2 separate regions of the Mus musculus genome follow, and region 1 is linked to region 2. Evidence: chromatin loops called from intact Hi-C (ENCODE). Cell type or tissue: left cerebral cortex. All regions are shown on one strand. Each heading gives the region's core, and the rest is flanking DNA. Links, peaks and the distances in the headings are about the cores only. Region 1 has its middle 16 kb from the start of Gm13070. Region 2 holds the start of Spsb1 (splA/ryanodine receptor domain and SOCS box containing 1).

Region 1 (16,410 bases), core at 3,004-11,003, 68 kb before region 2:
CGCTCTCCCTCTGCAGTGCCCTGACTGTGACCCTGGAAGGGGCTGTGAGAAGGCCCCTACCCCCACCCACCTGCCTTCTGGTCTCAAACATTCCCGTGTGACTCAGGAGGGCGGGATGAAGCCTGGCAGCTTCTCAGAATTCTCTGTTTTCCCCTCCCCGGCTGGTGGCCAGAATCCCCCACCTTTGCTGTGGGACCCGGATGGCCTGCCCAATTGCTCAGGCCTGCAGGGCACATGGATCTGAACCTAACTTCCACTCAGGAAAAACCTGGTTTATCCAAGGGTGTTCCTGGCAGGCTTAGCCAGGGGACTTGTGCCAACAGAGTAGCTATCAGAGGGCCCTGGCTTGTGCACTGTGTTCAAGGGTGCTCTGAACCTCTCAGGCTTAATTGAGAAGCGTATAAAATCTCTCCTGTGGTTGGGTCATCAAGGTCTGGAGAGAGCATGAGGCTCTGCATTGCACCCCAAGGAGAAGCTTGCAGGGCTGACAGCCAGTTCACAGGTCCGCAAGATTCCCACTCTTCTCAGAGGCGAGTATAGTCAAGCCTTGTGGCCAAGCTTAGGGGAGGCCTCCATCAACTGAGGCCCAGTATACAACAGGACTCGGTGAGGCCCCAGGGCTTTTGTGAGGTTTGCCTGCAAGCGGGTAGGAGGTAGCATGGCAGTTAGCCTTGGGGACAGCCAGCACTGCCAGGCACACTCGTTGTACAGCCCCTTCCCTCTTCTCTTCTGGGCAGTTCCTGAGAACATTCCAGGACCCGTCGGCAAGCCTGGCCCTGTCCACTAGTGCCTCTTCCATACTGTCCAGGAAGGCAATCAGGACTGTGCTAACCCTCAGAGCCAGGTTCCATGGGTGTGTGTCACCCCCCTGTCCCCAGATGTGCAGGGACCACTGTCTTGCTCCCACAAATCCTTTAGTTGCTCCCCCCATCTTCCTTTCTCTCTTCTTTAATATTTTGACACAGTCTCATGTAGCTCAGGATGACCTTGAATTTTCTTTTTTTTTCCCATTTTTATTAGGTATTTAGCTCATTTACATTTCCAATGCTATACCAAAAGTCCCCCATACCCACCCACCCCCACTCCCCTACCCACCCACTCCCCCTTTTTGGCCCTGGCGTTCCCCTGTACTGGGGCATATAAAGTTTGCAAGTCCAATGGGCCTCTTTTTCCAGTGATGGCCGACTAGACCATCTTTTGATACATATGCAGCTAGAGTCAAGAGCTCCGGGGTACTGGTTAGTTCATAATGTTGTTCCACCTATAGGGTTGCAGATCCCTTTAGCTCCTTGGCTACTTTCTCTAGCTCCTCCATTGGGAGCCCTGTGATCTATCCATTAGCTGACTGTGAGCATCCACTTCTGTGTTTGCTAGGCCCCGGCATAGTCTCACAAGAGACAGCTACATCTAGCAAGATTTTATTGAAAGGACCCAGACCTTGAATTTTCTATAGAGTCAAAAATCCTTGCATCCCTGGCCTCCCCTGCATCCCTGATTCTCCCTGATCGCCCTTCTGGAGATCTCCGAGGATGCTAGGACAGTGAGTGGTCTGTAATGACAAGGTCTCTTTGTGTCTGGCTAATGGGCCTCTGCCCCACCACCCCTGTTGACTTTTGGGGAGGGTTCGCTGTTTGCCGCTAGACTGGGCACAGCACCTTGTCAGCTGGAGCATCCTCAACCACAGGAGGCTGATTCCCCAATGGCCCTGGGAGGTGGCCTGAAAATTGACCTTGAGTAAGATAGAGCTGCAGTTTGAGCATGAGTGGCTGGCTGTGACATTAGTTACAGGGACACTGTAGCAGAATGACATCTCTGTGAAGACGTCTACATCATCTTTATGATTCTACAGGGCAAAGGGACTTTGAAGGTGGGATTAAGGGCCTCTTGAATCCCAGGCAGGTTTGGGGTTACCAAAAGGATTGCCACAAGAAGCAGACAGGAGCATCAGAGACAAGAAAGTCAGAGACAGAATGATAGAGACACAGAGACGTAAAATGAGAGAGACAGGAAATGTCAGAGAGACATAAACAGGAAGAGGAGATAACACGCAGAGAACCAGAGAAAGGAAGAGACAAAGATGCTTCAAAGCCGATGGCTTTGAAGATGGAGCAGGAGGCTGCGAGCCCAGAGACGGAGGCATTGCTTGAAGCTAGAAAATTAAAATAGTCTTCCTTGAGGCTTCAGAGTGAGTCAACCCTGCTCGTACCTGCCTGTCACGTCTGGCCTCCAGAGCTGTGAAGTCACACATTGTGTGTCTGTGGTCGGTTGTCACGCCGCCACAGGAAACTCAAAGGGATTGCCTGGTGTCCTCGCCTCCTGTCAGAAGCACCTAGGTTCTTTCAGGACCCTTCTGTGGCTTCCAGGCTGTGCCTTGCCCTGGGTGACCCCGTTTTGCAAGGGGCACTTGGCTGCATTTTCAGTGCAAATGCAGACAGGTTAACTCTGCATCCTGTGCATGTAGAAGTGGTTTGGGATGCAGACTGATAGCAAGCGTTCAAAAGTAAGAAACAAACAGTTGAAAACTTGTCAAGCTAGACTAGGAACATAAGGGCGCACAGATGTATTAAAGTCATACCAGGAAAACCAGGCTAAGGACTTGAGGAACACAGACTAAAGGGAATACCTGCACCTGGACCCATCAAGTGGAGAATACTTAACAGTGTGAAGGGAACAGCACCACCCACCTGTCATCTGACCACCCAGGGTGTGTGTCAAGAGACTGATGGACAGGATCCCTATAGATCCTGGGACTTTAGTTGGCCTTTATCCCCAGTGCTTGACCTACCCAGCCTTCAGTGCATCTGTTTGTCCTTCTGTTAAGTCCAAATGAATCCCTAGACCTGGCTTGGCTCCACATTCCTCTTGAAGAAATCCAACTTACCTTACCTTACTTAGGGCCGGGAGGTGGCTCAGTTGTAGTCATGGGAACCTGAGTTCAATGCTCAGGATCCAGAAGAAAGCGAGGGGTGCTTGCATGCGTCACATTTCTATTCCAGTGCTGGGGACGGGGTGTGGAGACACTCCCCTGAGGATGGCTGGCCAGCTGACCTAGCTGTATTGAGTTCCAGGCTGGTGAAAGACCACGTGTCAAAATATCAAAGTGGCTGGTGGTGTCCTGAGGAACAGCTGCAGGGCTTTACCTATGACTTCCTTGGGTGTGTTCACACTGATGAACACACAGACACACACACACACACACACACACACAGATGCATACACACAGAGACACAAACACACACACACAGAAACACAAACACACAGAAACACAAATATAGACACACACATGCACACACAGACACATACATACTAACACAGACACACATACATACACAAAGACACATAGACACACAATCACACGAATACAGACATACACATAGACACACAGACACACAGACACACACACACAGAAACACACACACACACACACACACAGACACACAGATGCATACACACAGAGACACAAACACACACACACAAACACACAGAGACGCATACACACAGAAACACAAATATAGACACACACATGCACACACAGACACATACATACTAACACAGACACACATACATACACAAAGACACACAGACACACAAATACAGACATACACATAGACACACAATCACACAAATACAGACATACACATAGACACACAATCACACAGACACAGACATACACATAGACACACAATCACACAAATACAGACATACATATAGACACACAATCACACAGACACACAGATACACACACACACACACACACACACACACACAGTGAGCGAGAGAAAGCACAGGCAGTGATAAACCCAAGTGTCCCTGGGTTGTTTCCCTGGGGAGTGGCTAGGGGACTCTGCTACTTCTTGACTTTCTCGGGAGCAGAGCGGGCAGGTGGGTCTCTGAGGAACTCTAGTAGATGAGCATGTGATTTGAAAAATGGACGGAGGTGCCAATATGGCCACCAGGAGCACACTGAGTGACAACTTTCCCCAGAGAGCAGGTCTCCCTTGCATGTCTGGGTAGGCTGCCCTTTGTGACAACAGCTGTCCCTTCTAGCCTTCCTCTCCTCTCTCAGGACCTGGCTCTCTCTTTCCCCGGCTTCCAGTCTAGAGTCTGTATTGTGTAGATCACCCCAAGAGATTTTCATGTCCTCTGCCTTAGGGCTAGATTTAAGGTGAGCCAGAGGGAAGGAGATGTGGAGCTCACAACACACACACATACACGTACTCTCTCACAGTTCACGTAAAGTGTCTGTAAGTCTAGGGCCTTCCTCAGGCTCTGGGAAGACCTGTCCAGGCATATCCCCATTTGGAGTGGCTCCAGCCTTCCTTGGCTCAGAGACGCATCTCTCACGTCTTTGCCTCCTTCGGCACATGGCCTTTAGCTCCTTATCTGACTGTGTTGTCCTCTCATGGGGCCACAGGTCACTGGATGTAACTTTATCTGCTGTACTTCCCCACATACACGTGGAGAGAGCAAGCAAGCCAGCTTATAAGTGACCTCACATTCTGAGCTCTGGGTGACCATGAAATTTGGGGTTCAGGCTAGAACACTGCTGGCCCCTGTGAGCCGGCAAAGTCTATGAGTGGGAGTTACTGCTGCCGGCAGAAGGGCTTACTGTTCTGGGTGTTAGCTCTCGGTCACCACCGTTCTCCTGCGGGACTGGGGAGAAGGCGGCTTTGCTGTCACCAGCTCCAGCTGTCTTCTCTCTGAGGCTCCCCTGCCCTACACACACCATGTGAGAAAACCTTCCCTGACTTGTTCTGAGGCCGCCCTCTCTCTCCTGTTGGACAAGACATAGCGCCAACACCGAGCACAGTCTTGGTTTCTGTCTATTCTTCTTTCCCACTGAACAGGGAGAACCGGAGGCCTGGAAGGGGTCGGGGCTATCTCCATAACCCAAGGGGCTTGGTTTGCATTACTGTCTAATATCAGGAGGCTGAGACTGGCCAAGGTCTGCCCAGGGCTGTGCTCCAGGGCTGTGCTCCTGACGGGCCTCACTCACACAATAACCTTCTCCCTCCTTCCTCCGGGGCCCCAGGAAAAGCCTTTTTGCTTATGGTAAGGAGACATGGGGACTGAGCCACCCCAGGTTCTTGCAGTTGTGGGTGCCAGAGCCCCAGTTCCCACCAGCTTCAGCAGGAATAGGTTGAAGAGTTTTGTGGAGGCCTGGTCTGGGGTGCCTGTGGATGCAGGTGTGCAAACGATCGCTTGAAGTTGGCCCAGCCCCCCCTCTCTGTGGCTCACTCTCAGCAGTTCTACTAGGTGAGACTGAGATAGCTCCCGGAGAGAGACTGAGATAGCTTCCAGAGGGTTGGGCTCCAAGATCCATCCGGCTACAGGCTTCCCCTTGTGAAGCAGGATTCATTCGCAATGGTGTTGTTGACAATGGTCATAGGGGAGACACCAGCAGATAGTCACAACAGGCTGGGCAGGTAGTTCCCCAAATTGAAACTTGGGAGCTGATCACACTTTAGGAGAGAGTGGTGATAGCTAGGCTGCATAGGTCCTACCAGGGAAAGAGAGCTTACTGGGGTCAACTGTAGTGTTGAGGGGACATAGGCAAGGGGGTTTCATCTTCTAGGGTCCTCCCTGGTCAGAGGAGCTAAAGGAAAGGGTGGCCAGAGGCTGTGGGGAGGGGGCAAGGCTCATGCTCTTGATGTCCTGTGTCAGATTCAGGACACTCCAGGCTGCTATACTCAGACAGTCCCACACTTGTCCTCTCCCAGGTAGGTACCTCAACCCGACACCCTCCCACCCCCTTCCAGGGATCATGGCTTCCATTCTTAGCAGACCTGGCTGGTGTCCTGGGCCCCTCACAAAGGATCTAATGCTGGAATGAGCAGGGTCTAGCCCTTCCTCACACATCTCTGCTTTTTTTCTGCCTGGTACCTTGTTTCCCTATTGCCTTTTTGAGGAGAGACTTTGGCCCAGGGCTCCAAAGATGGTCAGGAAGGGCCATGTCCCCAATTCGCAACCCCCTGCCTCTTGTTCCGCTCCTGATGGCCACAAAACCAGGCTTCTGACTTTGGATGTCTCCCTTTGCCCAGCCAGCCAGAGGCCCCTGAAGGCAGGGGTGGCTGGTCCAATGCTTCCTTGTTTGCTCCACATCCTCAACAGACTCTTGTTTGGTAAGCTGCCGCGTGAGACTCCAGAGTGAAGCTCCACTCAGAGCAAGGCGGGGAGGGCTCGGATCTGTCCTGGCCATGCACTGAATAAACACGCCTGGTGCCAGCTCAGTGCCAGGCACTACAGGACACAGAGAGGCTGAGACGACGACAGGGAATCAGAGCCATCTGTGTCTGGAATCCTGACTCTGCCCTTGCCAGCTGTGAGGCACACTGTCCCCTCCCCGTCCCGTCCTCCCCCACCCCCCCGTGCCTCGGTTTCCTCCTCTGTAAAATGAAGTGTCTAATATTTCAGAGTTGCAGTGGCATTGAGGTAGTATATCCTGGTGTTTTACCACAGGCTTGGGGCACAGACACATCCTTAAGTCCTCGCTGGCCTTACCTGATGCCTGTCACATGGATGTTTGCTCTAGTTCAATTGTTAAGATCATAAACACGTAAAACGTAAGTCCTTGGGCTAGGCATGCAGCTCAGTTGGTACAGTGATGCACCAGGTCACTCCTTAGCACTGCACAAAGCGAGCATGGCGGTGTGTGTTTGTACTTCACCAATATATCGGGGTGGGGGCAGGAAGATCGGGGGTCACGTCATCCTCTGTACAGAGAGCTGGAACAAGTGAACAAGCGGCCCGAGGTGCCTAGTCAACATACCAAAGCAGACCTGGTTTTCCCAGCATCCCTCAGTCCACCTGTTAAAGGGCATGGCTGGCATACCACGCCCTCTACCCTGAACTTTCCAGCCCAGGGGCTGGGCTCTTCACTATATTACTCAGACATATTCTTCCCCCACCCCCTCTGCATTTCTCTCTTCCTGAATGCTGTTTCCCAGACCTCCTCCTGGGAGATCAGTGAACCCTCCCAAGAGCTGTCCCCAATAAACCTGCCTTTATATACTTTTTAATTCGCCTTGAACTGGTGCATTGTGTCGGCAGAGGTTAACTATTGGAGACTAGCCTGGGCTACATGATATCCTATCTCAAAACAAAAGACAGGGAGGAAACTCTCTGCCTTCTTCCTTACAGTCTTCCTGTTTGACTTGGATGTGTTTTGGGGGGTGAAGGCTGTGGCCAATGACAGGACAGGAGTCCCATCCTACCCTGGTCCTCTCTAGGTTACTTCATCAGCCTTGCCCCTTGTCTCTTGTTCCTGGAAATGGCTGCTTTCCTTGCTGTCCACACTGCCTTTTCTGATGGACCTACAGTGGCCCCATCCCCACCACCGTCTCTCCCGGACGTTCTTCTCTACCTTGAAAGGTCAGGGATGTGAACAAATGTTCAAAGCACAGAGGACTTGCTGCCTTCCGTGAAGCCAGAATGGGGGTGCCTCCTGGGGATGGGGTAGACCAAGGTTGCTTGGCTACCATGGATGTGGAAGGGGACTCCTGGCTTGGTAGTACCTGTCACAGGGGTAGATGTCATCTGGGGATCCAAGGAAGATCCTACACGTTCTCTCCCCTTAGAATAGTCATTGCTGCTTTATCTCCAGCACAGCGACATCTCTCCTGATTTTGGAGCCTCTGTGGGTGTGTGCGGGTGGGATCTGGGGAGGGAGGAAAAGTGACCTCCGCTGAGTGGGAGGGACCTGCTTGGTTTGGGAATTCCTTACTGGGCCCTTCAGCTCTACAGGGCCATTTCGATGGAATAGGCTGACCAAGGTTTCAAACAAAAGGATCTCCAGGTCTGTGCTGGCTGTTGCCAGGGCACAGGGAAGGACCAGTGTGTGCACTGTAGGTGTGTCTCATCTGGGCGCTGTCCCTTCTGCTGTCCCCAGGTCCCAGTCTCTGAGGACCTGTGCTTTATGAAGACCTATGCGCTCAGGAGTGAGAGATCAGCATAGGTGTGCCAAGCCCCTGGGGAGCTGTGCCCCTTTCAAAGAAGGGGTGTTCGGCACTGAGATCTAGTCCCCAAGTCTCTAGTAATGATAATAAGGCCTATCCCTTGCGCAGGGCACCGTGGTACATACCATGTCACAATGACATACATCTTTGTAGAATCTAGCCCACAGTTGTCTCCTCACCTCCAGTCATACCCAAGAGCCAGATTGTATTCAAGAACCATCTTTGTTCTCTCCAAATCTCTCACTGTGCTCCACAGCTTTCCTGTCCCCCATGAGAAGCCAAATGAACCATGCCACACACCCAGAGAAGAGCCAGAGGCTTAATTCCCTTGTGGCCTCCTTCGTATGCCACCCCCCCACACACACACACACACGTTGGCCTGAATGCACCCATGGATGCTTCTGCACACTCTTGGTGCACCCGATGGATGAGTTAGCCATGCCCAGCTCTCTGAATTCATGGGGCATCCCAAGGTCCTTCTATCTGCCAGCTCCTCTCAGCCCTGAGTTCAGCCTTGCCTGGCTCTGTGGAAACAGGGCTCAGTCGGCATTGAGAGAGGGAGTAGAAAACACACCAGAGAATGAACACCATGTGGAGGGAGCACGGGCTTCATGGAGCAAGGAGATAGTAAAGGGAGAGAGCAGGAGGCCAAAACTTCTGGCTGTGCCTGGAGGCCCCGGGCCCAGGGAGCAGCAGGCAGAGCGCTAACTCTGGGGTGTAAAGTTAGATCAGCACATGACTGCCTTGTGTGCTGTCTAAGCAACCCCATCAGATCACATGGATGGATGGAGCAGAGAAAGGGCCAATGTTCAGTACTGCATTCCTCCAAGGGCATCCTAGGACCAGCAGGCTGCTTTCTGCCCTCATGCAGGTCTTAGGCACTCTATTAGGATCCCAGGGTGTGGGGTAGGGGCGGACAGTAGCTGGGTGAGCCCTGTGGCAGCCGGCCCACCAGGGGCCTGCTCGCCCCTCCCTGGGCTCAGACGAGAGCCTGGAGCACAAAGCTACTTTTATTTATGATGGTGTTGGGGCCAGCCTCTGTCTAGACAGCTGCTGTTATCATTCGAGGTCATCCTGGAATGCGTGTCCTCATCTACTGGGAACAGAGGACAGTGAGCAGATTAAACAGCTCATAAAAATAAGCTGGCAGCTGACACAGAGCTCAGAAGACCAGGGTAACCTCGGCCGGGTCAGGTGTCCTCGCTGGTCTTGGACCGAGCAATGTTTACGGAGAAAACAGGAGTCATGTGGCCCTGGGGAGGCCAGCCTGCTTGTTGTGGCCCCTCTGCAGAGCTGCCCTCGGTGAGGCCACAGAGCACGCCCAAATCATAAGTAGTGCAGGTGCAGGCGCAGGTGCAGGAGGAAGAGACTACCTTGCCCGGGACAGGCTTTCTAGAACAACCAGGAGTCAGTCTGCAGAAAACTTGGCCTCCCAGACCTGGGAGCCAGCATGAAGAGAAATTAGGACTGTTTGTGTGTGTGTCTGTGTGTGTGTGTGTGTGTGTGTGTGTGTGTGTGTCTGTGTGTGTGTGTATGTGTGTGTGTGTGTGTCTGTGTGTGTGTCTGTGTCTATGTGTGTGTGTGTGTGTGTCTGTGTGTGTATCTGTGTGTGTCTGTGTGTGTGTCTCTGTGTGTGTGTGTGTGTGTCTGTGTGTGTGTGTCTGTGTGTGTGTCTGTGTGTGTGTGTGCCTGTGTGTGTGTCTGTGTGTGTTTGTGTGTGTGTCTGTGTGTCTGTGTGTGTGTCTGTGTGTGTGTCTGTGTATGTGTTCTGTGTGTGTGTCTGTATGTGTACTGTGTATGTGTTCTATGTGTGTTTACATATTGTAATGTGTGCACAGAAACAAGAACTTGTACATGTGTGAGCACGTACTGGCCAGCGGCTGATGTCAGGAGTCTTCCTCAACTGATCTCTTCCTTATTTTTTTGAGACAGGGTCTCTCACTGATTAAGCTAGACCAGCAGTTCTCAACCTGTGGGTGGAGACTTCTTTAGGGCCCCGTATCAGATATTTATGTTACCATTCATAGCAGTAGCAAAATTACGGTTATGAAGGAGCAACGAAATAATTTTATGGTTGGGGTCACCACAACATGAGGAAGTGTATTAAAGGGTCACAGTGTTAGGAAGGCTGAGAACCGCTGTGTTAGGTCTCCCCTCTCCTCCTTTGTGTGTCGGCCCCATGGCTGGTGTGACAGACACAAAGTCTTCCTTGGCTTTTCACATGACTGCTAAGGAGTTGAGCCAAGTTCTTTATCCACGGAGCCATTTTTCTAGTCCCGTGGGGTCACTTCAGGAAAAAACTTTCCACAGGCTCTCGGCCATGCAAGAGCCGGTGGGGTGCTACTATCCTGAACCCATGCCCCACTGTGTGACAGCAGTCTTGCTGGCCTGACTCATGACTGCCCCGGGATCCCCAGTGGAAAAGGACCAGATGCAGAATAGGGAAGGAATCCAGGGCCTTCCTCAAGAGAGTTGCTCTGAAGGGGTTCATCTCAGAAAGCCAGAAACTGGATGGACTGGGCCCCAGAGACTACCTGGGCTTCTAAGACTCTTCACAGAGCTTTCTGTGGGCTACAGACACATGTGCTTGGATGACATCACCACCACCACCAGCACCATCTCCATCTCTATCACCATCACTGTCATCATCACCATCATCATCATCTTCACCACCATCTCCATCACCACCACCATCACTAACTATGACCTCTATGTCTACCACAAAGCCAATTGAACCCTGGACTCTATTGTTTTACAAAGAGCTACTCAGAACAACCAGTTGTATTTAGAAACCTACATAAATGGGCTTACTTTCCTTTCTGGAACCCTCCTACTCATCCTTCCCAATGCCCCTAGGACATCCCTGCCCAGGATGCCTGGGAGGGTCCACCACATTCTCCCCTGCAGCCCCTGCCCCGTGTCTGCCAGTTCGTGTCCTCCCGTTGAACCTCAGGTTTTCTGGGTCTCTATTCAGTGTCCACGTGCGTCTGGCACAGGCAATGGGGCCAAGACCTGTTTGGGTCTAATGGGACTCCATTAGTCTGGGGTCTTTGGCAACATTTTATAGGCTATCCTGACAGGAACCCTGGCCTCTGAGCCTTCATAGGAGGCCGGCATGTTCTCAGGGTGAGTCTGGGCTGGGCTGCTGCATGGCTTCCCTTGAAGGAAGTGACACCTGCAGCCAAATCCATCCTTTCAGGAAGTGGGGGCGGGGGGGGGGCATGCTCAAAGAGACCATCAGCTTCCTGAAGGGCTGCTAAGGACCCAGGAGGAAGTGCTGAGCCAGAGGGAGGGGCTGTCTGGCAGCAGTAGGGATTGCTAGGAGGCGTCTCTTTCCCACTGCCCCGTAAATAAATGGGTAATGATTCTAGGGCATGCGTGCGTGCGTGCGTGCGTGCGTGCGTGCGTGCGTGCGTGCGTATATGCATGGCTTCTTGGGCTTCTGGTCATATCTCCTCACTCACACTGCCTTTGATCTTGGTAATAGCATGAGCTTGGTTCAAAGTTATTATTATTCCCAATCACAGAAGGCACAGTCAGGCTACCTGGGCAGCTGACAGGGCCACATTCACAGATGTTGAGTCCAAACCCCAGACGTATGATCTTGGGCCTGAGTCCCTATACTTCTGCAGGGTCACTGTGCCTGATGTGGGCCAGCCTGGGAATGTCTTAAGTTCCGCCATCATTTTTGGGCGGGTAACACAGGTTTTTGGGAGAGATGAACCATTGGGAACTTTTTTCTTTTTTCTTATTGCAGAAGGAAAAAAAAAGGGGGGTTGGGTGGGGGAGTAGCTGGGCAAGATCACAGAGGGGCGGTCCTGAGGCTAGAGGGCACCCCTGGCACCTCAGAGAAGCAGGGCTCTCAAAACCCTCTAGTCCTCAACTACACTCCTCTCAGAAGGAGGCCTCCCAGGCGTCTCCCGGAGGCAGAGCCAAGTTCTAGCTTAGGCAAAGGGTGTTTTCCTTCCCGGCGGACAAAACATCGCTGGCGCTTTCAGGAGGGGACTGAACACTCTGTCCACTCTGGCGGCCCTCGGCCAGGATTCCTGGACGGACACAGGCATGCTTTCACAGGCAACAAGATTAATCACGCGTCTCCTTCCTCCTCCCCGCCCCTTTCCCTGTCACACTCAGCTCTGCTTCACAGCCCCAGGAAGTGATCATGAGCCTGGAGTCCCGAGTCCCTTGCCACAGGGAGGGCTAGAAATGTGTTCTAACTTCCAGTGAACTCCAGTAGTCTCATGCTAGGGAAAATCCTGACCACCCTTTAGGGCTGTCTTGGCTCAACACTGCGGCATCCACAGACAGGCTGTACTCACTAGTACCTCCCTCTCTCGTGCACAATGTTAGGAACCTTCTAGAAGCTCTTGGCTGAGCTTTTGGTCCCAGCCCTCGTCCTCTGTGCCTTTGGGGTCAGATGGCTAAAGCGGGAGAGACCAGGACACAGAACAAGAAAGACAAAAAAGTCATACTCGGTACATACATCTCTCAGGCCACACCCCAAGTGCTTGAGCTCAGACAGGCATTCCAGAGCGTTCTTAGAGCTTCTGAGAGAAATCCTGAAGTCAGACCCTCAGGACCTCCTCAGGAAGGTGGGATGCTTTGGAAACTGGGCTCCCAGCCTGGCTCCCCCTCAACGTCCCAACAAGATTCCTGCTAAACAGGAGCGAGCCTTCAGGCAGCTGAAAAGACAGGCTTGTGGGGTTGGCGCCAGGGCCCAAACCCACTGGGGCAAGCTGAACTCCAGCAGGAGGTGGCTGTTCACCAGTAAGCAAGTTGTAAAACCCAGCTCAGACACAACATCTGGCAGCTGCTTCAAATAGTTTTCTGTCTGCAGTTGGAGCTGCTCTCGGCCTCCTGTAAATCAAACCATGCGCACAGAGGACTGTGACGACTGACCACGGCACCCCAGTTTGGCATGGCACCAGCTGCAACTCCTGTCTCCCAGTAGCTCGGGATTCACATTCCATGTCCTTGTAGGACCAATTCACGCAGCCCTCCAGGAAAAGCTGCAGGGGTCCGTTGGCATCCTTGTGCCATCAGACAGGGGTGGGGGGTAGGGTGGAGGGAAGAAGACCTCTTGAGGTCCCATAGGGAACTTGACCCTTAAGATGTGATGTCTCACTCAGGCTCAACCTCTGTTTCCAGGGACCTCTCTGATTGGTGCTCATCCTTTCTAGACCGTGATAGTATAGTAGGTCAGAGGGGAGACAGCATCTATATTAGCACGCACTGAAGTGTACAGTAAAAGATTTGTAACTGGATCCTGGACCTACGACATTGAGTCTGCCCTGGGTTCCTCCCAGGGAATATGGGTCAAGCACACAGAAACCTGGTGTCGGAGGACTAGCCTTTAGGTAAGTGGCCAGGGAGAGAGGACAACGTAACCAGTGATGACTGAGAACTCTGTGTGGCAGCAGCCCCCATGGGCTAGCCTGGGCTGCATTTCTCATGGGCTTCTGTTGGAAAAGTCCTCTCAGCCACCTCAGGAACTTTGTCCTTAAGATGCAGTGGAGATCTGCATGGTGGCCTCAAGTGATGTGTCTGTGTTTTGAGACCTGAACCCCAAAAGAATGTGACTTTCTCTGGGGAATGCCATTGAGTCCAGGACTTGAGATCAGCTCTCTTGGGCCCCTGATGACAAGTGTTCTAAGAAGACAGGTGTAAAAACAGAGGGAGGGGCTGAGCTGGAACCTGGAACCGCTTGCATTCTCAGAGATGCTGAGCAAGGCCAGGAAGGGCTTATCACCTGGCTCTTTGTTGCTCCTGGCTCCCAGACCAGACCAGACCAGACCAGACCAGACCAGGCCAGACCAGACCAGGCCAGACCAGACCAGACCAGGCCAGACCAGACCAGGCCAGACCAGACCAGACCAGACCAGGCCAAACCAGACCAAACCAAACCACCACCACCACCATCACCACCACCACCACCACCACCACAACAACAACAACAACAACAAGCCAGACCTGGTTTCCTCCCAGAGCACTGAGTCCCCTGGGTCTTGGCAACGGCCTTGAAAGCCCTCGTAGGAAAGAGCTTTGGGTTCAGCACACACAGGGACTGTGGTGGCTTGGAACTGTGGAACACCTCTCATGCATCTGTGGCTTAGATGTGCACTGAGCGCTCTAGTGATACTGGCTTAGGGATCTTGAAAGAATCCTGAGAGGAAATGTTCTCCCTCTCTGACAGACAAGGAGACAAAGAGAAATAATAAAGGAAAATATGAGGGACACACCCTCTTCACAGGCCATTTGGAAGCAAAAGACAGACACAAAAGGCTCCATGGTGTCATGAGCCCATTGAACAGAAAATCCATAGAGGCAGAAAGCATGTGTGTGGTTGCCAGGGACTGTGGGCAAGGGAAAATACAAGAGGGATTTTGTGTGTGTGTGTGTGTGTGTGTGTGTGTGTGTGTGTGTGTGGTGTATGTATGTCTAGTATATGAATGTGTGTAGTATGTGTGTGGTATATGTGTGTGGTGCATGTGTAAGTGTGTGTGTGTGGTATATGTGTATGTGTGGTGTGGCATGTGTGGGGGTATGTGTGTGTGGTGTGTGTGTGTGGTGCATGTTTATATGTGTGTGTGGTATATGTATGTATATGTGTGTTATAGGTCTATGTGTGTGGTGGTGGTGTGTGTGTGTGTACTCGCTCTCGAATGTGTTCCTTTGGGGATGATGAAGCGTCTGAGATCAGGAAGGAGGCTAATGTCCAGTACTGAGAGTGTGCTAAAAGCCACCGATGTGTGCACTGAAAAATTGTGAGTTTAATGTCATATGATTTCGGTTTCATTGCAAATAAAAGGACAGCTCCTGGAGGGGACAGTCCTGATAGAAAGGTCTTGCCTGAGCCATGGCTTGGAGATCTGATAATGTCAGCAGCCTCCTGGTTCAGCTTTCCAGGAGGGAATTTCCCTGTGGACTCAGTTACTGAGTTCTCAAGACCTTTGGGCCTGGGTGTGTGTGTGGGTGATGGTGCTGACATTGCCAATTTAGCCTCAGCTCTTCCTTGGGTGCTAAGACCAAAGCAAACAGGCCTGGCCAAGCCTTCACACGGTACTGTCTGCACCAGGGATGTTACTAAGTCCCTTCTTAGCCCCCTTGGAGGTTTCCAGGAAACCGTGGGGAATGGCAGAGGGATCTGCCTGGCTCTTTGCAGAATTCTGGGATCTCGGAACTCTGGGGCAGTCAGTCACCAGATTCTCCATTTTGGCATAGCAAGCTTGCTAGGATTTGGGTTTTTTCTTAAGTTCCACAGGTGAGTCAGATGCAAGGGGCATCTGTGGACTTCAACTGATGTCCCCAGCTAGGACCTGCCAGAAGGATTGCAACTAGGTCTGGGCTGAAAGACAGGCCCCGGGCTGGGGTCAGCACTATGGTCACTTCCATAGAGCGGCTAGATTCTAGCCCTTAGCCTGGGCTTTCTGAGAACATCCCCTCTGCTCAAAATCATTATCAGTTCTTCAGTGACAGTAGCAGACCTTCTATGGTCTACAAAATATAATGAAGCGCCTGTGTCTAGAAGCAGATCATGAGGTCTGAGTGCACCAGAAAGACGGACAGTCCTGGCTCCCCGCAGCTGAGTCCCGAGAAGCTCTCGGAGAGTCATGCGAGGCTTCCTCGGGTTTGCTGGGCCAGGACATCATTTGTTGATCCTTCAGCCTGATCCGGGCTCATGATTTCCTCTCCGGTTGCCATGGCCCCATGCAGAAAACACAGCAAACTCCTGGCCCCGTGCAGTGCATTTATTTCAAATATTCCTTGTGGCTGGAACCCGACCATGTTTGGGTGTCTGGACTGGAACATGAACGAATTGCTCTGTCTTCAGCCCCCTCCCCAGCTTCCCCAGCATAGTTTACGGTTCAGCAAAGTCCACATTCCTCATCCCGCCTAGGAGCGGGAGGGAGGCTGCTGCCAGGATGGAGACGGAGGCAGCTTCCCATCTATGGCCAAGCCAGAGAGCCGGTTACCTGCTTGAAGGCAGGGGATTAATTACAACCAGATGGGCCAAGTCTGCACAGATGGTTTCATTAAAACTGTTCCCTTCAGCACAAAGGCCGGCTCCCCCAGAAGTCTCCTGGCAGCACAAAGGCCCTCATTTTTCTGGTGCCTCCCCTACCCCATGCCTGACCCCTCTTCCCCTGCCACCCTTTCAAAGGAGGCCCAAGATCCAACTGCAACCCAGACATGAACTCCTGCCTAAAAATAACTCTAGACCTGCCCTCTTTCCTCTGCCTACATCCGGGGCGGGTGCGGAAAGGTCCTTCCCCCAGGATCCACCTTGATTTGTGGAAAGCTACCTGGGAAGAAAAGTTAGTTCGAAGCTTAGATCAGGAATGTTTGGTTTGTACTCAGAAGCCAAGTTCCAGAGGAGGAAACAATATCTTTCAGAAGAGCTGGTCTCTGAAGCGCATGCTGGCACATGGGCCTCGCCGTGATGCCGGGCATGCTC
Region 2 (16,410 bases), core at 2,932-10,931:
GGAGGAATCAAACGCCAGGGCTCCATTTCCGTGGGCTTTGTCTACAGGTCTCATCCAGAAACCGTCTGAAGGCTGTCTCAGGCCAAATGCCTCATCCCTCACAAAGCCCGCTATTCTCTGACTCCTGTGCTTAATTTGGGGACTGCCAGCTTCCTGGGATCCCCATCTGATGGCTCACTTCCTCTGTGCCCTCCCCCACAGCAGGCGCAGGACTGTTTTACCATCATGGACCCCACAAGAGGGAAGATTTAAGGCAACAGAGCAGCACCACACAATTAGATACCTGGGCCTCAGTCAGTGGACGGCAACATTGCCAGGGGGCATCAACAACCTGACGGAGGGGGCATAGGCAGTTGGACAGACAAGGGGGTTGAATTTGGGTTTTCTGAGAGAAATTGTCTAGGATCCCCAGTTATGGTGTTTTAAATACAAGGTAAGAGAGGAAACTGAAGGGGGGCATCCCATCTGATCAATATTACAGGAACAGCACTGGAGGTGAAATTGTGGGGGAGGGGCACAAGGATACTCCGAACCCACAAACAACCACGAAGCCTGAAATAGGATGCCACCGCCTGCTATATAGCAACGTAGCAGCCATCCCACAGGCTTCCCTATGAAAGCCAGTCTTCCTAGCACTGACTGGGAAAAGTCCCAGCCTTGTGAGAACCCTCTTGGTGGCTGGCTACATGTGTCTAGAATTCACATGTTCTCGGGGTCCACGGGAACCTGGAAGCTATCTACAGCTCAGGAAACAGCTTTGAAGTTCATTATGCTCAGCCATAAACAAGGCAGCAGCATCGACCTCATGGGACCATTTGAGGGTGTCAAGCACCGAGCCTGGCAGAGAAGGCATTTGACAAGGATCCCGACAACTAGCCGAACCATGCTTCGAGAAGATGGTGTTTCAGACATCTTCCACTGACTGCCGGCCCAAGTGTGGAAAGAATGCAAGAAGCAGTCAGGAAGGAACGGAGAGAAAGTCCTGCTGGCTCTCCAAACGTCAGTCTCTCCGCTTCCCAACTGCCATGAGGCAGGCTGCTTTTCCTCACATTCCTCACCTGCACATGAGCTGTGCAGTGCCACACAGGCCCAGAAGCAGCAGAGCAGAGTGACCACGGCCTACAAAATCTGAAGCCACCAGCCAAATGTCCAGTTGTCCTCTTTGGGGGTTGTGTGGCAGGTGGCAGTGGAGGTGAAGCAAACAGGGACTGGTAGCATCGGGAGAGACCCAAGGAGCGACCAGGAGCTCCTTAGCAGGGGGCAAGGGCAAGGGCACCCTAGAGTGTATGGCTGATGGGGACAGGTCATTGCTGAGCTCTGCTGAGCAGTTCTAGTAACAAGGGCTGCCAGGATCAGGCTGGGGCAGCGGTTAGGAGGGCGAGGGACCAGAGACAACTGTGTTGACCACAGTCCAGAGACCTGGGAATGAAGGCTGAGCCATGACTGGTGTCATTCCTCTTGTTCCAGGACAGGGGTACCGTGTGCGGGGGTGGGGGGCACTTAACAGCCAAGAACCCAGAGCAATAGGGCACCTCTCCAGCCCCTAGACCTTTCCCCCACCAGCAGCATGAGCAACGTCACTCCACCTGCAATCCAGTTGAAGCAGGCATCAGAGGAAACCCACGACTACCCACAGAGCTGATAGCTCTACAATCACCTTAAAGGCACACCACAGAGCCGCCTTCCCCAAGCAGCTGGAGATGTAGCCCTGCTGGTAGAGTATTGGTCTAGCATGCACCAAGACCTGGTTTCTATTTCTATCTTCAAAAACTGAGCATGGTGGCTCATGACCATAATGCTAGCTAGCATCAGGGAAGCTGAGGCAGGGTCACAAGTTCAAGTCCAATCTAAGCTAGAACAGCAAGACTGCCTCAAGGTTCGTAAGCCCACATGCCTATGCAAACAGTGCGTGCATGCTTATTATATACATATACACGTATCAGTATCTCTGCTTCGCACACACAATATCATTTTCTGGCACCACGGCTACTCTAGGACACCCTTGGGCAATAGGAAGGATGACTGGAAACAGAATCTGCCCAATATCTTCAAAACAAGCATCCTATGCATTTGAATCTAGCTACACATTCTTTGTCTACTTGGACACATAGTTGAGCCTTCAGGGCCATATAAGCTTTTTTTTGGATCATGGATTGTTCCTATGTACACATCCATATGACTTTGCGGGGAGGAAGCATCCGATAACACCCAGTTTATATGTGTGGCTCAGATCAAAGGATAAATGGTGGCCTATGGTCAGAGGTTCATTTTTTCACTAAGGCCCAGCAGCACGCCAAGGGCTGTCTCTCAAAAGGAGAGTAGTTATTTGGGGATAGCAGCTGGGCCTAGCTCCAAAATCCCAAACACTTGTGCTGTGATTCACTTTGGGGGCTGCCAAAGGCTCCAAATAGCATCCTTATCTGCCACAGCACCTCAAGGATCCCTGAGCCTCTGGATCATGCAGCCCAAATGTAAAAGCCGTCTGCATGGGGCCCTGGGTCTGTTGCAGAACCTTCTCCCTCTCCAGGTCCCACTCAAAACCAGCAGCGTTTGGAGTCCCTGGATAGATGGGGCCGAGCACCACACCCAAGTCTGGAATGTACTATCTTCAAAGTCCAGATAGGTCTGCTGGCATTACGCGTCTTTCTTGGCTGCAAGCAGGGCAAGGCACAACAACTTATCCTTTGCTGGAGAAGGGGACCCCAGCATGCCTCACACCACACAACTCACAAAAGCTTCATTGATGCGAAGGGTCCTAGACTTCGATTGATCTTATTTCCACCTTCTGCCATGAAGATCTTACGAGTAAGTGCAGGGCGGTTTTCACCTCTCACTCACTCAGTCCAAGCAGCATAGCACATTAACCTCACGGGCACTTGCGACATAGCGTAGAAGGTCATGGGAGGCAAGACCCTGGGGATGAAGTCGTGCCATAGCATAGGAGAGCGAACTACCCCTTAGGTAGGGCCATGCATGCGTCTCACCGGCCTTGCCGGGTGAAAACGAACTGCTTCTGGAAGGTCTTGTGGACAGATCTAGAGAAAAAGGCATTGCCCAGATCCATGGCTCTATACCAGATGTGTGCATTTGCTCAACAAGGAAGCCACATCTGGTACAGCAGCTGGAGTCACCGCTTGGTCCATTTAATGATAAGCACTATCATTTTCTAAGACCCAGGGTGGCTTTGCCCAGGCTACCTGTGCTCATTGAGTTGAATGAGGATGCAGGTGGGGAGACGGCCACCCTTGGCCTCTCTCAAACCCTTGATGGGGTGCTCATCTCTGGAAACCCTCTGAGAGATACCTCGCTGCTTCCAATTCATCATCTCTCCCTGGCTGAACACATTTCAGACAGGTTTCCATTTGACCCTGGTCTTGCCACATGGGGCCGAGAGTCAATGTGGTGATTATGCCGGCTGCTGTACTTTCTGTTCCAGTAAATAACCCCAGGAGATGTTCAGGGACCCTCTGCACCCGCTAAGTTGGGTCTAAGCTAAAACGTCACTGACCACGTGACCTGTCAGCCCCTCTGGGAAGAGAAGACCACAATGGCATTCCAGCCTCCTGGAATGGAGTCAGCTCACAGACAACACCCACTAGTCCCTGGGTTCTCTGATTACTTCCTGTCCCCTAGTGTACAGCCAGCCGTCCTGGTCAAAGACCTTAAGGCCCTTTGGGGAGGCCTGGCTGAAAAATTAAGAGTGTATACTTTCTTCGTAAGTGACTTGGGTGTACCTGGGTAGGCCCAGCCTCCCTGTCATGGAGCTCAGGCGGGACGAGTTGCGGATCCACGCGTCTGGTTTTATGATCCGAGTTATGCTTTCCAGTTCGCTCACCCTGGAAGCCTTTTGCTTGTACAGTCAAGAAGGCAGCAGGCTTCTCGTCTACTTCACCCCTAGGAACATGGTGATTAACTCTCCAGCCCCATAGGTCTGCACGAGCCAGACAGCTGTGATTGCTGCTTTGCTCGACCGCCCATTATGGTAATTACTAATTACACCCACCGTGCCCTTGGAGGTTGAGTGCCACCTCTCAGCCTCCTCCCCCATCTGTACTGACTTGAGAGTTCTCAGTGACGGGTCCCACAGAAGGTCAGAGAAGACCAACAAGCACTTCAGAGTGGGTCTCCCAAATCTATTTCCCAGAGTACTGGAGGGAGGAAGCCCATCTGCTGGGCCCCCCCAGGATGGGCAGTGAGGCTTGAAGTGGGAGAGATCCGCTCCTCTGGAACCCCGATCTTTTCCAGCTGCTGCGGACCCTTCCTCCACCCAACCCAGAGAGACTTGGCATCTCCAGTTCTGACACAGTGTGCCAGCTTTCCATGTTTCAGCCGGCCAAGCCAACCTGTTAACGTCCTTCCCAACTCCTGGTCTGCAACATTAAACGAAGAACCTCGGCCTCAATCAAGTCAGCAGACCCAACTCTATGTTCCCTGCCACCAGGACCCCAGACCCACAAAAATCTACCCCCATAGGCTTGTAGATTCCTCCTAGGAAATTAGGAGGCACAGACATTTCTTTGGAAGGCAGCTCACTGTGCACAGGTAAGATGGCCCAAAGGGAGGTGACCCCAAGGGAGAGCACCTTTGCTCCTTAAGGGTGGGATGACAGGTAGGGGATGCCGATGCTCACAGCTCAGAGGTGCCATGATGTTTAGTCTTCCTGGTCAACTTGACAGGATTTAGGATCACCTCAGAGACTAGTGTGTCTGTGAGGCTGTTTCAAGAGGAGGGAAGACCAGCCTTGGATGTAAGTGTCACCGCCCAAGACGGGCTAACTGAACAGGATAAAGCCAGCTGAGCATGGGCACCTATCTCACTGTTTTCTGACCGTGGACACCATGACACCAGGAACCTCTGGCTTCTGTGCTTACACCTTCCCCAAGATGATGAAACTGCCTTTCCTTTAAGTTGTTCTTTGTTATATTTTCATATCTATGTATATATATATATATATGTATATATATGTATATATGTGTGTGTGTATATATATGTATACATATATATATGTATATGTACATATAACAAAATCAGATATTTCACCATAGCAATAAGAAAAGTAACTTACACAGGTGTAAATTTAACAATCAAGGTGGCCCCCAAAACAGCTGGAAGCTTCATAGCCACATAGCTAACGTGGCAAGCAGGGTTCACCGTGAGGGGCAGAGTAGAGACCTTGTCACAGGCAGGGTCCTCCCACCCTGAGACGCCAATCTCCCACTCAGCTGTCCTTCCGTGAGTGTGGAGGTCACATCCCAGTCACTACCCTCCTCCACCTTCAGCCCGGGGCACGCAGAAGTTGGGGGAAAGCAGGGGCTCCCAGCCCCTTCCAGCCATGGTCAGCTCTGCAAGCTGGAGAGCTAAGCTTGGATTGATGTCTGATCCAGCATTTGTTGACAAATCATCTCTCCTTCCTAACACCCAGGCCTGCCGTGACCCCTGCGTGAGCATTGCACAAGGTCTGCGACTCCACGGCCGGCCTCAGAGCGGGGCTGTGCCTTGGCGGCTTCTCTTGCCCAACTCTTCAGGGAGGCCAAGACGGCCTAAATCCATGTGGTTTGCCTCAGGATCCTCAGACTCATTGTTTTTAATATTAGGCAAGGAACAGAACTTTTACAATGCTAAATAAGCCAGGCGCTGCCCAGCGGCTCTGAAGAGCAGAGCGGCACCAAACTGGAGCCCCCATGGGCTGCTGGCAGCACGGTCATGGTCATCGACAGAATATAGATAGCATCATCTTCTCCTTCAAAGTGCAGAAAGTGAAGACACACAAGATGGCACACAAACCTTCCCCTCATACAGAGTCACGGGGTCTGTTTTTAGCCCAACTCTCCCCTTTAATACACCTTACAAGGTACCATAGGAAAGGCAACATATTTCTGCTTCTGAATATTCCAACATGTATGTATGCAGGTATACGTACATGTATGTGCACATGATGACCCTCAGAACTGGTGAAGAAAGGTGAAGGCGTGTTCATTCCATTATCATTTCCAGTCTTGGAGAGATGGCTCAGCGACTAAGAGCACCGACGCCCCTTCCAGAGGTCCTGAGTTCGATTCCCAGCAACCCCACGGTGTTACACATTATCTTTTCTACAAGTCTATAATTGAGTTTTTTGCAGCAACAACAGAAAAATCCACTTATAAAGTTAACAGGGGCTATCAAGATGGTTCAGCAGACAAAGTGCCACAAACTGGCACACACACACACATGCACACACATGCTATGGCATATGTGCACCCCCTACACACACACAGTACACACTCGATAATAACACAAACTTGCTGAAGGGACAGGGAAGGCACAAGAGAGTTACACTGCCATGGTGATGGTGACTGGATTGAAGTTTTGACTCCACCCTTCAATGGCAAACAGACCTTGGTTAAGTAACCTGCTGGGGCAGAGGGGGGTGGAAGCGGTGAGCGCCCAATCCAAGCACCTCAGAAGTGTAGACAATGCAATGTGTCAAGCACTTGGCTTGGAGGCTGCCACCAGTGCCAGCCGTTGCCCAGCAGGAGTGCGATGAGAGCTCACAGCAGAGCCCAATGGCGGGGATGCCATCTGCAGAAGGGTGGGCACGGCACTGAGAGCCCCGGGTGATAGGCAGCCTTTTGCTCTTGCTCTCACTAATCTGGCTTGCAGGGAACGCAGGGACTGTGTGCTGGCGCCCAGACCCATGGAGGCATACCTGCCATGCACTGTGCATCCTAACAAAAAGATGAATCAATTCATGAATATTGGCCACACACTATTTCTGAAAGAGACTGGTGTGAAGTCCCTAGATTAAACTCACAACACTATGAGAAGCGCCTGGGGAGCAAGGAGAAATTCAACATCTCTGCTGATTCCAAGGGGACCCATTTTATGCAGCAGCCACGAGGAATCCATTGAAGGGTGTGTCCACCCTTGCTGGCACAGCCTCGCACTCAAGAAGCCTAATTTACCCCCTAAGTGACTTCACCCAGGGCCCCAGGCAAGAACCAGCCTTCCTAAGACTGACAGTTATGGCTTCTCCCCAGGTTTTGGTCTGGCTGATTTGAGTGGGATACAGGCTAAGGAAGAAAAAGGCTTGTAAAGTTTCCGGATTCAGAAACTCCATATCTCCCATCTAGATAACATCTTCGATCTATTGGAAGAAGTGTTCCCTGCAGTAAAAGGAGAAGAACTGTTTCAGATGATCTAATCCAGCCCGTCAGTTTGCAGATAACTGGCCTATGACCTCAGAGCTAGGGACAGTAAGCAACAGCCAGGATTTTTGTCTTGGTGCATAGCCCTGGCTGTGCACTTTGGCTAAATCACCCAACCTCTCTGGGCCTCCACTGGGAAAGGGTTGGTCTGGGCAGATAGTCTCTAAATGATGTTGGGATTCTCTGACTGAATGGTTCCCTCTGTCTGTACCACTAATGTTAGTGTAGTGCTTTCTGCCTCCCAGAGATGCGAGCTGGGAAGGCGTAGGGCAGAAAGGAAAAGGCAATCCCACTCTCTCCTAGAGTCTAACAATTAGGAAGAAAGCCAACTCCCTCCAGGCCATCCTACCTCAGCGTGTGTGTGTGTGTGTGTGTGTGTGTGTGTGTGTGTGTGTGTGTGTGTGTGTGAGTGTGTGTGTGTATGTGTGTGTGTGTGTGTGTGTACCCACATACACACACACACACACACATACACACACACACTCGTCGGCGATCCTAAACCTTCAAGGACACCAAGCCTTCATCATGGGGGCTGGCGCTCTTACCATAAACACCTGTTAAAACTCAGCTCATGAGCAGTTTCTGATGTTACTAACTAAAGTGTTTAATTAACTATTACTCACTCAGGAAGCAGCTTCTGCCAGCTCACCACCACACTGTACAGCTTGAGTTCAGAGAAAAAGAGAGAGGAGCCTGAGCCCCGCTCAGCTGGCAGGAGCTTCCCTGGAAAGGTGCCAGCCAGCACTCCAGCAATACCCCACTTACCAAAACCAACCAAGCAAGGGGAGTTATACTCCACAACCTTCCAGAGCCAATGGCCAGCCCCACTACTGTTCACAGACAGGCAAGAACATTTAGGAAACACACATATTCACAACGATACACAACAACAGACACGAACAGAAACTCACAAGGTCACACTCTCATTCGCAAAAGCACACACAACTTCCTGGCTGGCAAACATCTTCACAGGCACCATTTGTGAACATTCAGTCTTTGCCATGGCACATCCTTAAACTTGGAGATTAGCAAGTCCTCGCACACTCGTCAGGCGCGGGACAACTCATCCTCTGCTCTACCATCCGATTCAGGCTGCTCTTGTTTCTCTGTTTCCATCGATTTCCTGACATAACCTCGGTTGCCCGGAGAAGCATCGGCGGCTCCGGGGTGGCTGGCGCCGCGCGCAGTGTCACCAGGCAGTCTCCCAGAGAGAGGCGCTACGGGGGCCGGATCGGGAAGGGGGACTAGGGCCGCTACAAATCAGAGCCCGGACTGGCGGGAAAAGCGAAACTAACTTAACTCAGCAGGGTCGCGATGCATGGGGCAGAAGGGGTCCCCTCGACTTTGGCGATGGGAGTCCCCCTCAACAATCAGAACCCTAAGGCGCCCTGGGACTAAGGAGAGCCCCAGGCCTCTTTCTCGGTTTGCAGCCTAGGCTCATCTTAGGGAGCGACTGTCCCCGCTCCACTGAGGTCCCCACCCAATGCCGCCCCCGCAGGTGGGACCCCAGAGCCTCCGCAGCAGAAGCGGCAGCGCACTGGGCGGCGCCCGGCCCCTCTCCGGGGACCCAAGATCGATCATGGCTCCACGCCGGGTGCCCACCCTATGCCCACGCTCTGCCCCGCGCCCACCCTCTCAGTTCTCTCAGCGTGGTGGTCCCCGTGTCTCCCCCATCCCCGGATCCCAGAGCCCGAACGCGCGCCCACCCAACCGGTCTTCGGTGTCCCATGCCGCCTACCGCGCACAGAGAGGCCGCAGCTCTTGGAGCTCCGGAGGCTCGCGGTGCCCAGGGCCGCGCCCGCTGCAGAGAGCGAAGTCGCTTCCTCCCCGTGGCCCCGGCGCCAGCGCCTGGAGCTGGTTCCTGCAGCAAGCGCGCGGGCCGCTCGAGCGCGACTCCTGCGCTGAGAAGAAAAAGCCACCGACAGCTCTAAGGTGGGAGGGCGGAGAAAAAAGAAGGACGCGCCGTGGGCGGGGCTTGTACGCTCCACCCCGCCTCCATTTGCCCTGCCACGCCCCATGTCACGCTCCTTCACCACGCCCCGCCTCAGGTCACGCCCTTTTTATCGCAACCCTCCCTTCTGCCTGGCGCTCCTCACAGCCCTCCCCTCCGCACTTTCCCGCTTAGCCCCGCCCTACACCACGCCCCTTCTCCTGCCACGCCCCTCTACTTTCCGACCCAGCGCTGGGTTTCCTAGCGTTGAGCGGCGCTGGTCGCCCGAGAGCCCGGAGCGCGCAGGGCTCTGAGGCAGGGCAGGCTTGGGGCTTTGCGAACTCTGTAGCCCCCGATACCACCTTCTTGCAGAAGGGCTGTAGGCTCAGACATACATCGCTCTGCCTTGGCCTCTGCAGCAAGAGCTTTGATTCCTCTGGAGAAGTTTTTAGGAAAGGCTGGACCTAAGGCCAGGATCATAATAACAGAAAACCTGCGCGGGGGCTGCGGTGGTGTCCAGCACTGTATTGAGGAGCTGAGGTTCATTCTTTAGGGAAAAAATGTTTGGCAGGGTGAGGTTATAGCAGTAATCACAGGAGCAAGATCTTGCTTAACTCGTTTGAAACTCCGGGTTAAGGTTCTGTAATGCTGTCGTGCAAAGGAACTGTCTATGAGTCCATGTGTAATCCGGCTGCTCTATACTTACTGTTTCCGCGCTCATGGAGACAGACAGGCAACTCAGAACTTCAAGACCCCGAGGTCCTGGTCGCATAGGCGTCCACAGTACCTAGACAATGAGTTTAGGATGGCACAAGCGACAGGGACTTCACATTAAAAGTACACCGTTAGAAGCTCTAGTCTGAAAGGGATTTTCCTTTCCCGTCATTACAGAAGAGAGTAGTCACAGGTGACTGAGGGAATTTTCACTCCCATCTTCGCGATATCCCCTTAAGATCTTCCCACTCCTCACCCATACGTGGGGAGGGATGCTAGAGAAGTTGCTATAAATACTGTGGCCGCTGAAGTTATTTAATCACTCACTGTAAAGACCCGAAGGGCCGGAGGCTACTGTGTAGATTCCAACCACCTCACTGTTGCCAATTTTGTTTGAAAACACAGAAGCTTCCAGACTGCTATGGACAAGGTGGGTCTGCGTGGGGAAAGCGGCCTCTCCGGGGCGCTATTGGCTCTTCGAGCAGGCAGCCTTGCCGGTGACTCAGGGGGGTGACTCCCTCCTGTTGGACTCTTCAAAGTCTGGGAATTTGAAGCATTCCCTGTGAGCACGGCAGCCACTGACCCATATAGCTTGGAAAGAGAGCATGTTCCATATGTTGAGCGAGAAGTACGTGTCCCTTATCAGGTGTGGTCGGTCACCTCACAGGGCAGGTACTGCAGCACTACACCTGGGACTATGTACTCTCTTCTAAGACTTGTCTTTTGCCTGGGGGAAAGCTTCCAGAACAGATGGAAGCTGTTTCAAATGGTTAGAATGGCAGCTGTCGGGGGGGCTGGAGAGATGGCTCAGTGGTTAAGAGCACTGACTGCTCTTCCAAAGGTCCTGAGTTCAAGTCCTAGCAACCACATGGTGGCTCACAACCATCTGTAATGGGATCTGATACCCTCTTCTGGTGTGTCTAAAGAAACCTACAGTGTACTTATATATAATAAATTAATTAATTAATTAAAAAAAAAAGAATGGCAGCTGTCCATTTGGGTCCTCTTAGCTTTGACCCCAAGAAAGACAGCTCTCAAAAGGCTTGAATATTTCTCTATCAGCACTCCTGAGTTCTGACCCTGTTGGGTAAATGGATACTGATGGTCTGAATATCTAAGCTTACCTGACAGTCATCGTTCTTATCCCTGGGACACCGGGAAGGTGGGCTAGTAAATCTCCGTTAGTCATACAGCAGTGACTTCGGTGAGTCAGAGCACTGTGAAAGAGTCCTCAAAGCCGGAATGTGAGGGGAAGGGGCGTGATCCTATTGTTTGTTGAAAAGTCATTAGCTCGCAATAGCTGATACACCAGCTGATAAATACGATCGAAAGGTCGGCTGATGATTGCTTAAGCCTGAGTCAAATCAGGCCCCAGGGGAGGAGGAGGCTCTGGACTCCCAGTTCTGTTCACGCTGCCCCGAGACCCCACTCCCACATCTTGTACATCATGGGTTCTGTTGATATGATTTGCTCACTCACTTCTCTAACCTTCAGAAAATGATAAGGATGGATGATTAGGGAACAAGCCCTCACAGAATTGCTCTCTCTGATGTTAGTTTGAGGTCTAGCTAGAGGTGTCTTGGATAGTTGGGGCCCGCAGGGAAGAACCCTGCCATTCTTTAAAGGGTACAGGGCCCTTGTCTTCTCTGAGGCCCCTTGCATTAAGACCAGCCTAGCGTAAACCCAAGAACCTTTGTTCACCCACTGGGTGTCCTTGACCAAGATACTTAACCTGCAGAGACTCGATTTGTTTGAAGTTAATTTTGTGTGCATGTCAGTATATGCAATGTACATGTGGATACAGCAGCGTGCCTACAGAGGTCATGACAACCTCAGGCACTGGTCCTCGCCATCCGCTGCATCTCAGACTCGGCTTTAGTGCTCACTGCTGCATACACCAGGCTAGCTGGCCTGGGCATGTTGTCGAATGTGGGGTTACAACATGAGTTCAAATCAGGTTGGGTCACCTATCCTCAAGAAGCCTACTAAGTTAATCCCAGCACTTGGGAGGCAGAGGCAGGCGGATTTCTGAGTTCGAGGCCAGCCTGGTCTACAGAATGAGTTCCAGGACAGCCAGGGCTACACAGAGAAAACCTATCTCAAAAAAACTAAAAAAAAAAAAAAAAAAAAAAAAAAAAAAAAAAAAAAAGAAGCCTACTAAGGTAGCCAAATTAAAAGTGGAAAGCAGCAGAAAAAGAAGATATATCTGGTGTGGTCACACTGGAGAGATCTCATAAATGCCACAAGTTCATCTGTGGGGTTGTGACGTGAGGTAGGGACCAAGAATACGCGTATCTAGGCAGTTACGGTCAAAATATGGTCCCGCTGGCCCATCATGGCTTGGGCTTCAGCCGCATCCCATAGGGAGGTCTGAGTTCTTAGAACTATGTGAAATCTTTCTGGGAGACAAGTTCCCCCTCTAGCCAGAGTCCTTTCTCCTGCCAGCATGAGATTCCTGGGGAAATTCCCATTTCTTTGGGGTCCATTATTTCAATAGTCTGACAGTCAAATTGAAAAATAAAAGTGTCTCTTTGGAATATTTTCATTTCTGCGAGGCCGGTTATAGGAGCTTCTCGGGAATCTCCAGTCCACGCCTCTCCCCCATGATCTGAGAAGTAGGAGTATGTAAATGAGATTATGCCGAGTGTTTGGAATTTTAACTCGGATGGTTGCGGGGTTCACTTTACCCAGCCGATTTGGTTTTGTTACCCATAGAACTGCTCTACGTGTTTCCCAGGGCTTGTAGAGACATGTTCTCATACATGTGTGCACTTATTTAACAAACATGAAATAAAAAGGGGGGTTGAGGAGCTTAAAGATTCCCAAGGATTTGTGAGACCAATCCATGACACAAAAGTGTTGCAAGTGCTACCAAGACCGAGAGAACAAACACGGGCATATTAGTACATGTAGGCCATCCCTTACCCATAACAGAAGACAGATCTCTCTCACAAGGTAAAACAAACTAGGCTCCATTTGTCCTTTGTGCCTGTGCTGATGCAGGATCACGTTGTTGAACAGTGACACCTGCTGGCCATATGTGGGATTGCAGTATAGCGATATCAAACATTCAGAGAAAAGGCTCCGGAACTTTATGCCAGGATTTGGGTGGTACCCAGGCTTGAAAGGAGCTCTTAAGACTCTGAGAAGATGTTAACAGAGAGATGGACATTCTGTGGCATGCAGCTAGTTGTTAGACTTCTTAGCTAGCATCACATAAACCTGGCCTTGCTGGCATGTACCTGTAAACTCAGCACTCGGGAGGTAGAGGCAAGAAGGTCAGAAGTTCAATGTTATGATCCTTTATAAAGTGAGTTCAAGACCAGCTTGGGCTTTTTGAGATTCCCAAGAGATGGGGATAGGGGGAGAGGGGATCTTCCGATAACCATTATTGCAATGGTTTTTGTTGTTTGTTTGTTTATAAGGATATACTTATTTTTATTTTATATCAATGAATGTTTTGCCTACGAGTCCACAAGCGTACTGTGTGAGTGCCTGGTACTGGTAGAGGCCAGAAGTTGGTGCCAGATCCCCTGGAACTGGGAGTTATGAACGGTTGTGAGCTGTCTGTCGTGTGGGTGCTGAGAGTTGAACCCATATCTTCTGAGAGAGCAGCCGGTGCTCTTAGGCACTAAGTTTACCTCTCCAGCTCCTACTGCAATATTTTCTGATAATTCTTCCACGAAAATAATAGCCAGTCGGCTGGGATGCTGTGCCTCTGTCAGATTGTCACTAGTAATGTTTGCCAGTCCTTCAGGGTATTTTCCCCATGGGATGGACGCCTTTACTGGAACAATAAATCTTTATTTAAACAGTGTAAACAAATACTTGCTGAGAGTATTTCTTCCTCTGGTCTCTTGATATTTTTTTAATTAAAATCTGAGGATCTTAATGGACATGTATTGAGCTCTTTTTTTTTTTTTTCTTTTCTTTCTATTATTTTTTAACCAGCTGAGTTCAGTTGGTGCTACCCGCTACAGTGTGGACTGATCACATTGGTTGGCTTACTCTTATACAGGGCTTGTGCAGGAACCACCGCGGCAGTGAGGTCATAGGCAGGGCAGCCATGCATGTCAAGAAGACAGCATTCCACCACACTCCTCCCGGTTCTCCAGCTCTTAAAAGTTTTTTGTTCCCTCTTAAGCCTTGGGCAGTGTGCGTAGGGGGAGGGGCTAATATAGACGTTTTTGTTTTGAGGATGTCCAATAAGCCCTGGGCAGTGGGGGGTGGGGGGGCTAACAGACCTTTTGAGGATGCCCAATAAGCCTTAGGCAGTGTGCGTAGGGGGAGGGGCTAATATAGACGTTTTGAGGATGCCCAATAAGCCTTAGGCAGTGTGCGTAGGGGGAGGGGCTAATATAGACGTTTTTTGAGGATGTCCAATAAACCTTAGGCAGTCTTCCTCCCTGCCTTACCTTCTCACGCCCCTGCTTCCTCCTCCTCCGCTGTGCCGCAGACCTCTCTCCAGAAGCTTCCCTGCCCCCATCCTACCCCTGCTCTGGCTCCCAGCTCCCAGCTGCCCTTCTCGGCTTGATCACCCCCCCCCCATTACACATTCTCCCACCTGGCCCTCCCTCACAGCCCCCATGAGAGGCAATCTCGCCACCGATGGTCTGAATCTTTGGGTCATCCTAATCTCACCAGACTTATATGAAGGGCTACGTTGCATTCCTATTGATGCCCAAGGCTCACCTGGATCCTTGACACACGGCATCTCCCAGTCACTGCTGTGGAACAAACTACCCCAAAGAGGCATTAAAGAGCAATTATTTATCCCCACACACACTAGCCGGGCAGCTGGAGATGAGCTGGTTCTTCTGGCCTTGGGTTCCAGGGCTGTCCGAGCCTGACTCATAGATGAGCAAACTGGGACCTGGGCTAAAAGGGCGGCAGAAACCCTGGAAGGAGAACCCATAGCTTGTGTGCCCTTTAAGTCTCTGGTCTGCTCCCTTCAGGAGCAAAAAGAAGTCACAAGGACAGAGGAAAAAGATGCTCCAGTAGGCGAAACAAGACAACAGCGAGGATTTCCTTAATAATCTCAGTCCCCACTCTCCTCAAATAGTGTCGGACGAATACATGAGGACCTCCATTTGGATGGAATAAGCTGAGTCAAATAAAGGGATAGCGCGGTGAAGATTGGAAAAACAGAGTCCCAAAGCGCAGCCAACGTGACCTGTTCCACGCCTGGCTTCCTGAGGTGTCTTCTGGGCTGTGGCATGCGTAGAGCCTTGGGATGAGTCCCCAGTTCTGCTACAATAAATGAACTTTTAAAAGAAAAACCTTGTCTAAAGTGCCAAGCGTAGCAGTCTGGCAATCCCAGCACTTAGGAGTCTGAGGCAGGAGGATTAGCAGTTCAAGGCCAGCCTCGGCTAAGTGAGACTGTCTCATACAAAACAAAAGAAAACCTTATCTCCTTAATCCTCACTCAAGCCTTCAGGTGTAGACAGAGCAAACACAACACACAGGGCTGGTGGCCTGTGAAAATCAGTGCCTTGTGTGGCTACTAAATTACAGCTTGGACTCGAACCCATGCAACCTGGCTCCAGAGTCAGGACTCATATTGGAAACCTTCCTTACCACTGTGATGAGAATACCCCACAGCAGCAAACTGTTCGTGGAAAGGTTGGTTTGAGCTCACAGTTTCAGCCGCTCACAGGCGGGGAAGGTATGGTGGTAGAAATGAAAGACTCCGAGAGGAGCCCCTCGCTCAGGCTTCAGGACAATAGCGGACACCCAAGAACTCACGACAGACCGAGCTTGTTGCAAACCACATGAGGCTTTATTCGGGGAAAGCCAGAGCTCTAGGGACGACTCATATCCCACGCAGGGATAGAGGAGTCGACCTCGAGGGGAAAGAGTTCCCAGTTTTTATAGGCCCTCAGGGGGGAAAGGAGAAGGGGGAGAGTAGGGGATTTCCAGATCTAAACAATGTCTATTCTCAAGAAATGGGTATGGGAGGGGTACAAGGAAAGAGTCTAATGAAGGTGCAGCAATGGGCACACACCTGGTCAGAACATTGGCAGACACATAGGTTCAAGGAGTGGCCAGAGCATTGTGCACCTCTATTTTTTTAAATCAGTGAAGCTAGTTCTGCTAACACTGACGTCTATCTTGCCAATTTCAGGGCTTCTGTGTCCTTTTACATTCTGCCAGGATCTTTCAGAAACAGGGCAGTCCCTGGCTGGCAAGAGTGTGAGATGGGAAAATAAATAAATAAATAAATAAATAAATAAGTCGGGCAGTGATGGCGCATGCCTTTAATCCTAGCACTCAGGAGGCAGAGGCAGGCAGATTTCTGAGTTCAAGGCCAGCCTGGTCTACAAAATGAGTTCCAGGACAGCCAAGGCTACCCAGAGAAAACCTGTCTCGAGAAAAAAAAGAAAAAAAAAAGTGTGAGATGGAGGCCATCTTGGAGGGACAAGAAGCAGAAGCAGATCCCACCTTCAAGGCTCCCAAGCAGCAACCCACTTCTGCTGGTCGGACCACAGTCCCAAAGATTCCCGGACTTCCCAAAATAAAGATCCTTCCCGAGGAGGGAGGATGTTCCCCGTTCCAGCTGTTAAAAGCATCGCATCGCAC

The links. A loop is a pair of places that touch in the nucleus more often than their neighbours do. Peaks named below come from ENCODE experiments on the same cell type or tissue, not always from the same donor. Only the 100,000 strongest peaks of a DNase experiment are listed, where the experiment ranks them.
Region 1: a loop joins it to region 2, with 2.6 times the contacts of the local background. A loop is called at or near these places in 15 of 42 quality-filtered maps.

What each region holds. Positions count from the first base shown.
Region 1 is chr4:149,878,026-149,894,435 of GRCm38, forward strand. No RefSeq gene overlaps it. Among named protein-coding and RNA genes, the nearest start is that of Gm13070, 16 kb to the right of the region's middle. In left cerebral cortex, for the core only: no CTCF peak of the experiment used is centred there; DNase peaks (open chromatin) are centred at 6,171 and 8,917; H3K27ac peaks cover 1,623 bases.
Region 2 is chr4:149,945,928-149,962,337 of GRCm38, forward strand. Spsb1 (splA/ryanodine receptor domain and SOCS box containing 1) reads right to left here and starts at 9,079. Exons shown (of 3, transcript NM_029035.2): 1 at 8,926-9,079. In left cerebral cortex, for the core only: no CTCF peak of the experiment used is centred there; DNase peaks (open chromatin) are centred at 7,914, 8,236 and 9,205; H3K4me3 peaks cover 2,324 bases; H3K27ac peaks cover 820 bases.